Regions from separate parts of the Homo sapiens genome. Here all the other regions are linked to region 2. The links are chromatin contacts, found by Hi-C or POLR2A ChIA-PET in ENCODE. All regions are on one chromosome and are shown on one strand. The core of a region is the stretch at or near the end of the contact, and the rest is flanking DNA. Distances in the headings are between cores, read along the strand shown.

Region 1 (2,879 bases), core at 231-2,730, 1.1 Mb before region 2:
TCAATATGGCACTGATGTGAAAGTTTAGGTAGAATTCTAGAATGGGAAAGACCTTCTCCTGTTTTTTGTGCCCCTCCCCTACAACATTTTCCAGTTGAGATAACGAAAGCCCAGAGAGGGCAGGCAACTTGGCCAAGGTCACACAGCACAGGCGCAGAGCCAGGACAGGACTATAGTTGACCTTTGGCCTTGGGCTTCCCTTCCTGCCCCTTAATGCCCTCACCTGAGAGCTAGGATTTGATTTTATCTGGCTAAGCCTCGTGCAGACCAGAACTGGGTCTTAAACTAGAGGTTTCCAAGCCTTTTTAAAAAGCACCATGACAGGGCCGGGCACGGTGTCTCAGGCCTGTAATCCCAGCACTTTGGGAAGCTGAGGCAAGTGGATCACCTGAGGTCAGGAGTTCGAGACCAGCATGGCCAACATGGTAAAATCCCATCTCTACTAAAAATACAAAAATGAGTGGGGTGTGGTGGGTGTCTGTAATCCCAGCTACTCAGGAGGCTGAGGCAGGAGAATTGCTTGAACTCTGGAGGTGGAGGTTGCAGTGAGCCAAGATCACACCACTGCACTCCAGCCTGGGCAACAGAGCAAGACTCTGTCTCAAGAAAAAAAAAAAAAAAAGCAGCACGACGTACATCCCCTGGTTGGTGGTTGGTGATGGCAACCCTTGTTCCCTTCCTCTTGTGGAGGTGGACATCGTGCAGGAGAGAATTCTTGACCTTGGGGAAGCCGCAGTAGCACCATAGCCTGTCAGATGGTTGCTGTGGGTTTCAGCCCTGGCGTTTTGATTCTTCCGAGCTGGGTGATCTCAGACAAGCCACTTCACTGCTCCCAGCTTTCTTTCCTCATAGATAAAATTGACAAGAGGAAAAAAAAAGTGTGTACCTCACAGAAATATTGTGAGGACCAAATAGTATGTTTTAGCTAGCATTATAATTATGTGACTAAGGGCACAGGCTTTGAAGCCAGACTACCTGGGTTCAAACCCCAGCAATTCCAGTTCCTGGCTGTGTGTCCTTGGGCAGGTTACTTAATCTTTCTGTTCCTTCATTTCCTCATCGGTGAAAGAGAATAATAATAGTTCCCGCCTCATGGGGCTAGAAGGATTCAGCAAGTTAATATATATATGAGTTGATACTCAGAAGCCTGCTTAACACAGAGAAAGTACTATATGCCAGCACCAGATTTTACTGAGCACTGACTATATACCAGGTGGTTCGTATATAGGGCATCAGTGAACCTAGGAAGTGCATGGTGGCATTGTCGCTATTGTTTGTCCCATCTTAGGGATGAAGAAATGAAAGGCACAGATTGGCTTGCAAGTGGTGCCGGCTGGAGGGGAAACGATGCCAGGCTGTACTTCAGGCACTTAGCCCCGGGCCTGGCACTGGGGACTTGCTCAGTAAATGTCACAATGTCATAGGGCGGGGCCGGGCTGGGACCCACTGCCCCTGCGTCAGCAATTTCAGGCCTCACTATTGGGCCGGTGTGGGGCCGGGGAAGGGAGGGGAGGATTATATGTGCAGACCTTCTCCTTGTTCGGGGCATTCAGACCCTGTGGTCTGGTCACAGCCTGCCACCATCGGGCACGTGTTCCTAGCAGTGGGATGGTAGCGCCAAGGTATTTTTTACCACCCGACAGCTCTCCCTGTGCCCCCCAAGGAATAGTTCCCTGATATGTGTGAGTAATGGTCAGCCTTCTTGTGGAGGGAATCCATGAGATGAGCTGGTCCGCGGCCCCTGATCATTTTGCCAGGAGCCCGAGTCAACCATAAACAGTCTGGGAGCCAGCAATAGAAAAATTAAACCCCTGCGTCTGGCAACTCAGGTGGGGCCTCAGGAACCTGGCAGGCTCGGGCTGAACAGAGATAGCAAGAGCAAGAGAGAGAGAGAGAGAGAGCTTGAGAGTGAATGAGCGTCCCTGCCCCAGGAGATAGTGGGAGGGTTTAGGAGGCAGACAAGCCTGGGATCGAATCCTGGCTCTGCCACTCGTGTGCTGTGTGACTCTGGGCAGGTGATTCACCTCTCTGAGCCTCAGTTTCCTCACCTGTTACATAGGTATAATTCTTGGGACCCTCTCAGAGGGTTGCTGTGGGGCCTGAGCATCTGGACAGGTTGGTGAGAGCATGGGCTTTGGTGTCAGCCAGAAGGTAGCTATTCTGTTCCCATGTGGGACTCTTGGACATGTCCAGTTCCTCTCTGGGCCTCAGTGTCCCTGGCTACAAACTGGGAAGAGTAACACCCTTCCCACAGGGTAGTGGGAATGCTCTTCACCCTGGGGCAATATTGCCCCCCCCAGGGCATACTTGGCAATGTCTAGAGAGATCTTTGGTTGTCGTGGCTGCAGGGAGGAAGAATGCTATGGGTCCCTGATGGGTGGAGGCCAGGGATGCTGTTCAATGTCCTACAATGCACAGGACAGGCCTCACTACTCTCCTTTCCAGGCCCAAATGTGAATAGCGCTAAGATTGAGAAACTCTGAACTACAGTGAGTGATTGAGGTTAGGTTCAAAATAATACTCAGGGCTGGGCATGGTAGCTCATGCTTGTAATCCCAGCACTTTGGGAGGCCAAGGCTGCTGGATCACTTGAGCCCAGGAGTTCGAGACCAGCCTGGGCAACAAGTGAGACCCTGTCTCTACAAAAAACACAAAAAATTAGCTGGCCATGGTGGCGCACACCTGTAGTCCCAGCTACCTGGGAGGCTGAGGTGGGAGGATCATCTGAGCTTGGGAGGTTGAGGCTGCAGTCAGTTGTGATCACGCCACTGCACTCCTGCCTGGGCAACAAAGTGAGACCTTGTCTCAAAGAAAAAAAAAATACTCAAAACTTTCTAGGCAGTATAGTCTATATTCAAGAGGGCTGGCATATTTATTCA
Region 2 (2,755 bases), core at 1-2,500:
AGTCCCCAAAATGAAGACTCTAGGCCCTGGCCTGGGGAAGGGTGACTCTATACAAAATGGCATATGCTCTGTAGACACCAGACAGGTATTTTAAGGTTTATAAGAGCTGCATCTACTTGTGCAAACTACTGTAGCTATAAGGCTATATTTTTTTAAGAACTGAAACCAAATGCAGACTATGAGGAGTGAAGATATGCCCAATGGCCAAAACCTTGCAAGACTGGCTATACTTCTGACCCCACCTTGGTGGGTACCACTGCTCCATCAGGCCTGGTCCACACCAGAGCCCTGGCACCTCCTTTAGAAAACTACCATCTTTACCGACTTCTGATTGTTCTGACTCAGAGCAGCCACCACGCCCAAAATTGTTAGCTATGCTTTTCCCTGTGTTAGTCAAGTTCAAACCTGTGTTAGCCAAGTTCAAACCTGTGTTAGCCAAGTTCAAAGCTGTGTTAGCCCCTTCCCAGCCATGCCGACATCCAAGCTGTTAACAGTAACGAGGAATGTTAGACCTGTTGTTAGTCAGAAAAAAATCCACAAACCATTAGTTTCTGCTGAAAGGAACAGACCAGGAAGGCAGGAGTTAGTCAAGGTGAAGGAAAGGTTAATTAAGAACCGGTCAGGGCCAGGCCAGGAGCCTGGAACCCCCAGACAGGGCCAGGTTGGTTGTTAGTGGTCAGCCCCTGGGGCAGTCAGGGTGAGGCAGGGATTAGCTGGGTGAGAGCAAGAGTTAGCGCAAGGGAGCCAGAGATTAGCCCAAAGAAACCAAGGTGCCTACTGGAGGTGAGGCATGAAATCACCCCCAGGTGTGGCCCCGGCTTAGCGGCTGGCGGGCTCTGGGGGAGGCTGGCTGAGGCAGTGACGTCCGTGGGAACAGAGAGCCAGAGATGCATTCCTGGCCGGCCTGAGCATCTGCGGGAACCCTGTGAGCCCCTGAGGTTCACTTCTTGCTCCCCACTTCTCTCTCCTGCAAACTCCGAGCCCGGGGTAAAGCTGCTTCCCCTCCCCACACCCCTTTTCAACCCGACAACTAACGCCCTCTAGCTTCCGGGAATGGGACGGATCTTTCCCAAGGACTTCCGGTCACGGCCCCACGTCTACTTACGGTGGGGGAAACCGGCCTCTCTCGGCTCCAGAGAGGGGAGACGGCTCTCTAGCTGACTTCCTGTGTGGGAAAGAGTCCTCTCACTGACTTCCGGTGTCAGAAATGTCCCTCTTTCCGGCCTTCAAATATGAGAAATGTTTCTCTGGCCGACTTCCTGTGTACTAAATACTCCACTCAGTGGTTTTTAGCGTAGGAAAGACCCGCTTCATTGACTTCCGGTGTAAGAAAGGCTCCGCTTTCTGACTTCCGGTGTGGGACACGCCCCTCTGCTAATTTCCGGTGAGGGGCACGCCCCCTCCTGCCTTCCTCGTGGGATACGCCCCCCTCGTGACTTCCTGTGCAGGACAGCTTCTATCCCCGTCACTTAACAATGGAGAGGATTCTTCCCCAGCTTCCTTCCAGAGGACACAAAAGCTCAGAGCTCCACAGTCTAGAGTCTAGACCAACAGGCCTCCACACTCACGTCCCAGAGATTTCCCTGGTCCCACCTACTCCCAGTGGCAACCAGACTTCTGCACATAGGAGAGATGTCATACTCAGAGTCCAGCCTCCCACATCCACAGGACCACCTCTTCCTCCTCTGAGTCTTGTTAATAGGGCCATCCCCTGCCTTAGACCTGGCCCAGTGGACTCTGATCTTACAGCCAATATGGGGCAGCAAAGTGGGACATCTGTCTACAGGGCCAGTAGCCCCAGGTCATCTGCTTGCCAAAAGGAGGGGGACCAGCCCCCGGGGGGAGCCCAGAGCTCGGCAGGGCTGGGGTTAGTAAGAAGAGAAAACAGGGTTAGTAGGGGCTGGGTTAGTAAGTCAGAGCACAGCACCAGCGGACAGGGCACCTCAGCAGACACACACAGGAGTCGCTAAGAGAAAAGGAAGAACGCACGCAGGTCCGTTAGTTTGTTAAGGGATGATCGGGGTGCAGTTGAGGCACCCCAGGGGTTAGACGGGTTAGTAATCGAACAAAAGAGCTGCCTACAGAAAAGAAAGCTGAGACGGAGGAAGAATGTGGGGAAGTGACATGGATTCAAAGCCAAGTGTCTTGCCCCAGGCAGAAGGATCTGTGTGCAGAACACCCAGAGAGGCCAGGGCCTAGGCAGCAGACGTGTTCAACCAGGTTTGAGGGGCCTTCCTCCATCCTCATACTTTTTTTTTTTTTAGGTGTCTGCCATGTGCTGAGACCCTTATATTGACGGGAATCCTCACTGCAACCTGTAAGGTATCAGAACTCGCATTCTACCACTGAGGAAACTGAGGTTGAGAGAAGTGAGGTGACTTACTCAAACTCACTCAACAGGAAGTGGCAGAGTTGGTGAGTCTTATTTGCATTCTCTGTCCTGGAACGTGGGTCTGCACAAAGATCCCAGCCCATAGGCAGAGCCTTCTGGAGCCTTGGCTGCCCCCATATCCCAGCCCCTTGAAAGGCCCATGAGCTGCACAGTTAGTAGGATCTGGCTGCGGGGGGGTGGTTAGTAGGGCATGCTCGGGCCTGGTTAGTGGGTTAGTTGGTTGGCAGAAGGCCAGGCACCTCGTCACACGCCACAGCGTCCCGGCTGAGCCCTGGGTTAGTAGGTTAATCACACCATGCAACACTGCCCCGGCCCCTCCAGCTGCAGCTTCAGAGGCCTCCCGCCCCCACCAGCCAGGGAGTG
Region 3 (2,739 bases), core at 120-2,619, 1.2 Mb before region 2:
ACAAGTAAGCTTGGCCCCCAGCAGCCATTGCACCCCTCCACCCTGAGAATGAGAGGGATTCCCAGTACCAGTGTCTTTGAGAAGGTTTACACTGAGCAAGGTCTTCCTTGGGTTCTTGGATAGTCACTGCTAGAATGATGGCAGAGGAAGGGCTGCATTGGGTTCCTCCCCCTAGAACTTTGTGACAGGCATAAGTTCATTCCCACATGGCAGCCACTTTGGGGTCCTAGCTGACTATGCTGGCTCCAGGGGTAAGCCAAAAGAAAGGTCGTTTACACTCAGAAGGGTGTTTTGGTGTGTTTCAACAGTATTTTACTTAAATTGCTACATAATAGAGGAGGAATAGGACAGACTTCTGAAACAGCATCCTATCATTTGCTAAATTGACCTTATAAATAATGTTTTGCTTTTGTGACATTATTATTCTTTTTAGCATTATTTTTAAAATTAGATTATTGTTCATATTTTATTTGTACTCCATAATCTAATGTACTGTATAGTGTCACTTGTGTGGAAACTGTTTTGCAGACATAAATTACTAAATAAATGTTCTGTTTTCAGATAGTTTAGTCTTTGTGACATTAAGTATTGGGACAGATTGTTTTGACTCCAATTAATATTCTGAAATTTTTCTCCTTTCATTACCTACCTCTCCATTATGCCTCAGTTGTAACGGTGAGTAAAACTATTTTTGTGTCTCATACTTTCTTTATCTTTAAACTTTGTTTTACACAGTAATTATTTTCAACCATTCTTTGCTAACTGCACCTCGCTGCATGGTTCCTTCCTGTGTCCCACCAACCAGCCGCCACACTCTACCACATGTTCCCAGTGTTCATGGGCCCTTTCCACCCTTGTCTCAAAATCTCCCTATTGATTTTATTTTGCTTTTGTTACTCCCTTCAAACGCCATATTTGTTTATCAGACCTCACAGCTTCTTTATTAGCCCGATATGCCACGTGGCAAGTAGAATTGTTTAAATTATTTAAAAGCATGTAGCATTTGGTTTGCCTGACAAGTCTATAAAAATCGGTAGCCAATGATTCTTTGTCACTTGAGTATCAGTCTCCTTGTAGAGTCAAAGCATGGATGCCTATACTGGGAAAAGCTCCCTCAGACGTGGGCACCAAGGAACAGGTAGAAGATCACTGTCATTTTCCTGTTGTGTTTTCTGCAGAATGAATATATGAAAGATGATTTCTTCATTAAAATCGAAACATGGCACAAACCAGACTTGGGAACATTAGAAAATGTAAGTTTCAACTCTGCACTTTTAGTACAAAAGTCCCTGGAAACGAGAATTCTATATGTAGTTCACTTTGTCATCATCAAAGTAATGTCACCTGTGTATCTGACCGCACCAAGCTGTGTCAAATTGAGATGAGGCGGGCAAGCAGCCAGAAACCAAATAGGCTTTCCCTATCAGTCCGCTTGCCTTGACACTTTGGTAAAGTTGCTGTTTTGATCAGCAACTCTCTTTATCCGAGACAAGGAGAGCATGAATAAACAAAATTCACAGATAATCCCCAGCCCAATTTTAGCCATTAGTTTTGCTAATTAGATTGCTTTTATATCTGAGTGTTTGTCAGAGCTGCTCTGCATAGCAGGATTGATTGCTTTAATTTTTACCTCTTGTCTGCTTTGCAAGGGTATGGGCTCATGTTAGAGAAATGGCCAAAAGGCAGGAGGGATAAAGTACTTGAATAACTTACAAAAATGTTGAAAAGCTGTTGACTTATATAAGTTGGTTCACATTTATCTCTTTAAGATTCAAGAACATCTTTGAGTTAGGACTTAAAAAAATGTAATCATTAACTTTTGGTAAGGTTTGTCGTGGAACTTGGGAAGTCCTGTTGTATAGGTTGATGCCCTTGGTCTAGGAGTTCTCAAAAGTGTGGTCTTTGGATGGGCCAGCAGCAGCACAGTATCTGAGGACTTGTTTGAAATGCAAATACTCTGACCTCACCCAAGAACTACCGAACCAGAATCTCTAGGGGTGGGACTCAGCAGTTTCTGTTTTCTGATGCACATTCATTCCAGGAGAGTAGGTTAATGATTGTGGCAAATTCTGTTTTTACTGTTCTATTACGGTGCTCTTACGTTATTGATGCCAGTTAATAGAACTTTGAATTTTAATATGTAGTATTTTACTTGAGTTTTCTTTCAAGTGATCATTTGACATTTTATGTTGTTTTTCTTTTTGTTTTTTTTTTTGAGACAGAGTCTTACTTTGTTGCCCAGGCTGGGGTGCAATCACGTGCTGTCTGCTCAGTGCAACCTCTGCCTCCTGGGTTCAAGCAATTCTCCTGCCTCAGCCTCCCAAGTAGCTGGGACTGCAGGCATGCACCACCATGCCTGGCTAACTTTTGTATTTTCAGTAGAGATGGAGTTTCACCATGTTGGCCAGGCTGGTCTTGAACTCCTGACCTCAGGTAATCTGCCTGCCTCAGCCTCCCAAAGTGCTAGGATTACAGGTGTGAGCCACTGCACCCAGCCTTTATGTTGTTTTTCTTAGTAATCCTCTATAATTTATAATCTAGATAAGATTATTTGGTGTGCATTAATCTGTATGACTTAATCTGATATTTTCAGCTTTTAAATGGGCATATCTTTGGCAGTTTTCAAACAATTCCTAATTAGTTCACAGATGGCATTTCAGAAATAAATGATTGATCAACATGCAGTAGAGAGGAGTTGGCATCATACTGAAACTGAATAGCTTTAGGATAATCAAATTT
Region 4 (2,896 bases), core at 389-2,888, 1.0 Mb before region 2:
CTTAGTTTCCTAATCTGTAAAATGGAAATAATAATTGCACTGACCTTCCAGTTGTTTTGAAGAATGTGGCAGATTGTGTTTTTCAAAGATGGTCATAACCACATCTCTCATTCCTTATGCCCTTGTAGAATCTCACCATTTTCTCATCAAGAAGTTGAGTGGAAGTTCCCTCTCCTTGAACTTGGGTGGGCATTTGAATTGCCTCAATCAGCAGAGTAGCATGGAGGTGATGCTATGACTTCTGAGGTTAGGTCATGACAATGCCATGCACTTGTGCCTGGTTCTCCTAAGTTACTCCTTCCCAGAACCTGGCTGCCATGTTGTGAGGAAGCCCAAGAAGCCCATGGAGAGGAATGGAGACCCACCCCCATGCCCCCAGTGGATAGCTCCTGCTGAGCTCCCAGCTAACAGCTAAAACCAATTTGCCAATCATGTGAGTGAGCTATTTTGGAGGTGGGTTCTCTGCCCCACAGTTAAGTTGTCTCAGCTGATGCCATGTGGAGCTGAGATGAGCTATCCCGCTGCACCCTGCATAAATTACAGATTATGATTGTTGTTGCTTTAAGGCACCATGTTTTGGGGTAATCTGTAATACAGCAGTAGATTACTGGAACAAGGAATAGGTAAGATAATGCACATGAAGTGCTTAGCACCGGACTAGGTGCATTAGAAGCACTTTTTACACAGGAGAAATTGAGCACAGAGACAGCGATGGTTTGGCCCAAGGTCACACAGCTACTGGACATGTTTTCCCGCTACTGCTTCTGCTTCTTCTCTGCATGGAGGTAGTGAGGATGTGACTGTTGAGTTCTGAGCTGATCCCAGGGCTGGGGGACTAGCTCCTCTCCCCGAAGACTGGCACCCATTGCTGAGAGCAGGGTTTATCAACCAGATCTGGGTATTTCCAGACAAGCTTGCTGCAAGTCACCTCCTCCCTGCCTCTTCCCTCCCAGGCCCTCAATGGCTGCCCCAGGAAGGTGGGGAAAAGTGGTTCGACTGGGCATTGGCAAGTGAAGGGCCCTGGAGGCGGGGAGGGGGCATCTCCTGGCACCAGCCCCTGCTTCCTGTCTGCCTGCAGCTCCTCTTCCCAAGCATGAGTGGCTTTGAGGGAGGATCTGGGTGACTCTTTCCTCTAGGCTTTAATAATACTGTTAATTAAGCAGCCAAGAGAAGAACACGGCTGGCGCCAGCGAGGGGACAATGGTCTGAAAAGGGAACAGAGAGACGCATCAACAGCTTCCCATGCAGGGCTTTCAAAAGAGCAGCTGTGGGGAGCAGGCGGGTGGGGGACAGAAGGGACACCGCCAGAGCCGATCGCAGTGTGGCTGGGCAGGGAGGCGCTGGGATGAGCCCATGCCAGCTGTCCAGCTGTGCTTCTCTCTGGCACCCCCTGCCTTCCCAGCTGGACGAGGGCTTCTCTGGAGCTTCTGGACAGGCTGGATGAAACAGGCAGCCAGAGGGCACCAGCTGGTCCACCCAGACCCCCCATGACACCTTATTTTGCCTCCATTTCCTCATCTACAAAATAGAAGGGTTGAACTAGTTTGCATTTCTTCTTATGTGCTGATCTCAATAGAAGGTGACTACTTGGAACGTTGACTTGAGAATTTAGAAGCCGAATCAATGCTCCACGGAGAAGCATGCTGGGATTGATTTGTGATGTCTGCCACGAATATAAGATTGGCCATTTGGGGCATGAATGCTATTCATGGATTGGATCTCCTAAGGTACATTCATTCAACCAATAAGTAGTTAAAAACCACCTACTAAGTGTAGGTCTTCTCACTCTCATCTAGTTTCCTCATTTATACAATGAGTACCTAGGGAGAAGTAGAGTCATCCCTCAGCATCCAGGGGGAATTTGTGCCAGGATACCACATGGGTATGAAAATCCACAGATGCTCAAGTCCTTTATATACAAAGGGAGTATTATCTGCATATAACCTACGCATATCCTCCCACATACTTTAAATCATTTCTAAACTAGTTATAATACCAATACAATGTAAATGCTATGTGAAGAGTTGTTATACTGTATTGTTTAGGGAATAATGACAAGGAAAAAAGTCATGTTCAGTACAGGCACAACCATCCATTTTATTTTTTCCAAATATTTTCACTCTGGTTTGTTGAGTCCATGGATGTGGAACCCACATATATGGAGGGCCAAGTGTACTTTCTTTTTCTCTGGGCTGTGATCTTTGGAGACAGAACAAATAGGAAGAAATCAGGGCCAAGAGAGAAGAGATATCAGGAGTGCTCAGAAGAAAGTGGTGGTATTTGCATATCGCCTTAAATCGGGTTGGCAAACCACAACCCCCGGGCTAATAAAGTTTGATTGGAATACGGCCACACCCACGTGTTTATGTATGGTCTGTGGTGCAGAGTTGAGTGGTAGGAGGGACAGAGAACTTATGGCTCACAAAGCCTAAAGTAGTTACTGTCTGGCTCTTTACAGGGAACCTTTGCCGACCCTGCTGTATACAATTCAAGGCATTTTCCCAGTCATCCTATCACTTGCTTTTCATGCCAACTCTCTGAGTTTAGCAGGGCAGACATTATGAAGTCCCATTTTCCGAAGAGGAAACTGCACCCCAGCCCCAGAAGGCCAGGCCTTGAACTTGAGCTTCCTATTTCTTTCCCTGGGCCCCCTTCTCCACGCTGCCTTCCATCTGACTCCAAAAGCTGCCAAGCTTTTTGATTTTGCTTCTGAAATCTCTGGCATCAGTCTCAGCCCCCAGTATCACTCACCTGATTGATGCTAACATCCTCCGGGATTTCTCCTTCTAAGCTATCTGATAGTGGCTAGAGAGGTTTTTCTTAAGCCCAAATCTAAATCAGGCCACTCCCTTGCTCAAAGCCCTCCCATAGCTCCCCCATGCTCCACTCCAAAGCC
Region 5 (2,713 bases), core at 117-2,616, 1.3 Mb after region 2:
AGGGGAGGAAGGGAAACAAGCTGTGCAGCTATGCAGAGATGGGCCCAGGGGTGCTCCTTCACCCTCGGGGCGTCCTGTGAGAGGTCCTTAGAGGCCAGATCATGCTGTGGAGTCTCACTGTGATCCAGAAGGCAGTGGAAGCTACTGGAAGGCTTTAGGCAGGACTGATAGGAAATGAAAGCTGAAGCCAGACCTTTCCTAGGTGAAAAGTGTCAAGTTGATCTTTTTTTTTTAATTGAGGTGAAACTTACATGATATAAAATTAAAGTATACAAGGCAGGCATTTAGTACATCCACAGTGCTTACAACCATCACTTCTATGAAGTTAGAAGAGATTTCCATCACCCCAAAGTAAAACCCATACCCATTGCACAGTGACTTCTCGTTCCCTCTCCCCCGACCCCCTGATGAGCACCAGTCTGCTTTCTGCCTCTATGGCTCTGCCTGTTCTGTGCATTTTGTATGAAGGGAATCATACAATACATCGTTGTTTTTTGTGGCTGACTTCCTTGGTTACTGTAATGTTTTCAGGGGTCATCCAAGTAGTCCCAGGTATGGGTGTTTCAGCCTTTTTTTTTTTTTTTTTTTTGAGATGGAGTCTTGCTCTGTTGCCCAGGCTGGAGTGCAGTGGCACAATCTCGGCTCACTGCAACTTCTGCCTCCTGGATTTAAGTGATTCTCCTGCCTCTGCCTCCCAAATAGCTTGGATTACTAATGGGTGCTCGCCACCACACCCAGCAAATTTTTGTATTTTTAGTAGAGACGGGGTTTCACCATGTTGGCAAGGCTGGTCTTGAACTCCTGACGTCAAGTGAGCTGGCAGCCTCGGCCTCCCAAAGTGCTGGGATTACAGGCGTGAGCCACCATGCCCGTCCTATTTCAACCCTTTTTGTGGCTGAATAATATTCCATTGTGTGGAGGGACCACATTATATTTGTCAGTTCATCCACTGATTGGATTGATATTGGTTGGTTGTGTCTCCCAGCCAGCATGAACAGGGCTCATGCGTCCTGGTGGAGGTGGCTGGTGGGAGGATCTGGCCTGAGACTCTCCTGCTGAGTGAGGTTCAGGAATGAGCCAGGTGATGAGAATGAGCTGGGTAGTCAGTGTTGGCCTCTGAGAGGAGGGGCCTGGGCCCTGAGAGGAGCCCTGGGAGGGCAGGGTGAGGGCCAAGTTCAGGTTACAGAAGCTGTGAGACAGCCGGACATTTGTGGTTTGAGGCCTTGGAGACAATGCGCTCTCCAAACAGGGAGTCTGTTGGGGAGGCCCTGGCAGGAGCTGGGGCTGCATCCAGCCCCTTGGCTTGGTGGCCTCGTTCACTTATTTGTTCAGGAAGCAGCAGGGTCTGGGCTCCATGCCAGGCCACCCTGGAAGGCTGTCCTGGGGCAGCGCAACCCAAGCATGAAGGGCGGAGGCGGCTGTGGCTTGCTACGAGCTGGCGCCAGGGACCCACTGGCTGGCTCCAGCTGCTCTCTGCATTCTCTTCAGCTCTGGAGAGCTGTGTGCCGGCCCTCAGCCTGAGTTTCCTCATCTGCAAAATTGGGACGATGGTGTCCACCTTGCCGGTGCTGGTGGGGTCCCAAGAGCTGTTGTCTGGGGTAAGGGAGCTGGGGGCCAAAAGCTCATGCCCTGGGGCCCCAGCTGTCCTTTGAAGAGTACCCTGAGGGTGTGACTGAGAGCCAGTCCCCAGCACCCTTGTCCAGATGGGGACCAGGAGGTGGGTGAAGGTATTTGTGGTCTGAGCTCTGTGCTGGTTGCCCCCGAGGGGGCCTAGAGCCCTGCGTTAAGAGCAGAGCCCAGCCGGGCACGGTGGTTCACGCCTGTAATCCCAGCACTTTGGGAGGCCGAGGCAGGCAGATCACAAGGTCAGGAGATCGAGACCTTCCTGGCTAACACGGTGAAACCCCATCTCTACTAAAAATACAAAAAACTAGCCGGGCGTGGAGGCAGGCACCTGTAGTCCCAACTACTCGGGAGGTTGAGGCAGGAGAATGGTGTGAACCCGGGAGGCGGAGCTTGCAGTGAGCCGAGATTGGGCCACTGCACTCCAGACTCGGGGACAGAGTGAGACTCCGTCTCCAAAAAAAAAAAAAAAAAAAGCAGAGCCGGATGCTGGCCCTATCCCTTCTTGCCCCACCTGGTTAAATGGGGGCTGCCTTCCTGGGTTGGGAGTTGGGGGGGACTTGTGCCCCTAAGCCATGCAGAGACATGTGCAGACGGGCCGCTCTTACACATGCGGGTGGCCATCCATGGTCCCTGCCCATTTCCAAGGCCCTTGTAGTGGTCCCTGTGCTCCAGGTCCAGTCTCTGGTTTCCAGTTTGTCATGGTTTGCCTGTCGCCTTGTAGGGGGCAGTTGACGCTTTGCTGGCCTGGCTCATGGTGTGCCAGAGCCTGTGGCTGCTGCGCAACTGTGCCTCTTGCTCTCACAGTGGCAGGAGCCTCATATTCTGATTGAGCCTGATGGGCTGGAGGATCCTTCACAGGGTCACTGTTCTCTGTCCCTCGTGCTTGGGATCTCCTGCCGTGGACCCCCTGGGAGGTTGTCTTGCGGGTGGGGAGATTGTGCTTTCTGGGTATTTTCTTTTTTTTTTTTTGAGACGGAGTCTGGCTCTGTTGCCCAGGCTAGAGTGCAGTGGTGCGATCTCAGCTCACTGCAAGCTCCACCTCCTGAGTTCACACCGTTCCTCTGCCTCAGCCTCCTGAGTAGCTGGG

Evidence for each region. A loop is a pair of places that touch in the nucleus more often than their neighbours do. ChIA-PET counts read pairs that join two places held with the same protein, here RNA polymerase II (POLR2A). Pooled maps may share reads with other maps.
Region 1: a loop to region 2 is called in a map of posterior vena cava, with 4 times the contacts of the local background. The contact joins the enhancer-like site here to the promoter of MIATNB in region 2. A Hi-C loop is called at or near these places in 1 of 168 maps with a recorded cell type or tissue (posterior vena cava) and 2 of 50 pooled maps. POLR2A ChIA-PET finds 5 or more read pairs at or near these places in 1 of 52 experiments (A673).
Region 3: a pooled map shows a loop between it and region 2 (8-fold over the local background). The contact joins the enhancer-like site here to the promoter of MIATNB in region 2. A Hi-C loop is called at or near these places in 2 of 37 single-sample maps with no recorded cell type and 11 of 50 pooled maps.
Region 4: a map of mammary epithelial cell shows a loop between it and region 2 (8-fold over the local background). The contact joins the promoter of CPMER here to the promoter of MIATNB in region 2. A Hi-C loop is called at or near these places in 1 of 168 maps with a recorded cell type or tissue (mammary epithelial cell). POLR2A ChIA-PET finds 5 or more read pairs at or near these places in 1 of 52 experiments (activated T-cell).
Region 5: a map of naive thymus-derived CD4-positive, alpha-beta T cell shows a loop between it and region 2 (4-fold over the local background). The contact joins the enhancer-like site here to the promoter of MIATNB in region 2. A Hi-C loop is called at or near these places in 1 of 168 maps with a recorded cell type or tissue (naive thymus-derived CD4-positive, alpha-beta T cell), 5 of 37 single-sample maps with no recorded cell type and 10 of 50 pooled maps. POLR2A ChIA-PET finds 5 or more read pairs at or near these places in 1 of 52 experiments (GM10248).

What each region holds. Positions count from the first base shown.
Region 1 is chr22:27,780,877-27,783,755 of GRCh38, reverse strand. All of the region lies in intron 1 of MN1 (MN1 proto-oncogene, transcriptional regulator), which reads left to right. Among named protein-coding and RNA genes, the nearest start is that of MN1, 19 kb to the left of the region's middle. Within about 2 kb of position 1,480, at least 6 of the 41 ENCODE cell types and tissues checked have a DNase peak (open chromatin) inside an H3K27ac peak, as active enhancers do.
Region 2 is chr22:26,671,338-26,674,092 of GRCh38, reverse strand. MIATNB (MIAT neighbor) reads right to left here and starts at 1,250. Exons shown (of 6, transcript NR_110543.1): 1 at 1,106-1,250. It overlaps MIAT (myocardial infarction associated transcript), which reads right to left. Exons shown (of 5, transcript NR_033320.3): 5 at 1-2,755.
Region 3 is chr22:27,895,066-27,897,804 of GRCh38, reverse strand. It overlaps PITPNB (phosphatidylinositol transfer protein beta), which reads left to right. Exons shown (of 12, transcript NM_012399.5): 4 at 1-4; 5 at 668-675; 6 at 1,179-1,253. Among named protein-coding and RNA genes, the nearest start is that of PITPNB, 23 kb to the left of the region's middle. RefSeq lists an enhancer at 1,829-1,878. Within about 2 kb of position 1,369, at least 2 of the 41 ENCODE cell types and tissues checked have a DNase peak (open chromatin) inside an H3K27ac peak, as active enhancers do.
Region 4 is chr22:27,713,712-27,716,607 of GRCh38, reverse strand. CPMER (cytoplasmic mesoderm regulator) reads left to right here and starts at 1,638. Exons shown (of 5, transcript NR_186699.1): 1 at 1,638-1,727.
Region 5 is chr22:25,399,649-25,402,361 of GRCh38, reverse strand. It overlaps the pseudogene LRP5L. Among named protein-coding and RNA genes, the nearest start is that of MIR6817, 55 kb to the left of the region's middle. RefSeq lists enhancers at 1,106-1,285, 1,396-1,495, 1,656-1,715. Within about 2 kb of position 1,366, at least 23 of the 41 ENCODE cell types and tissues checked have a DNase peak (open chromatin) inside an H3K27ac peak, as active enhancers do.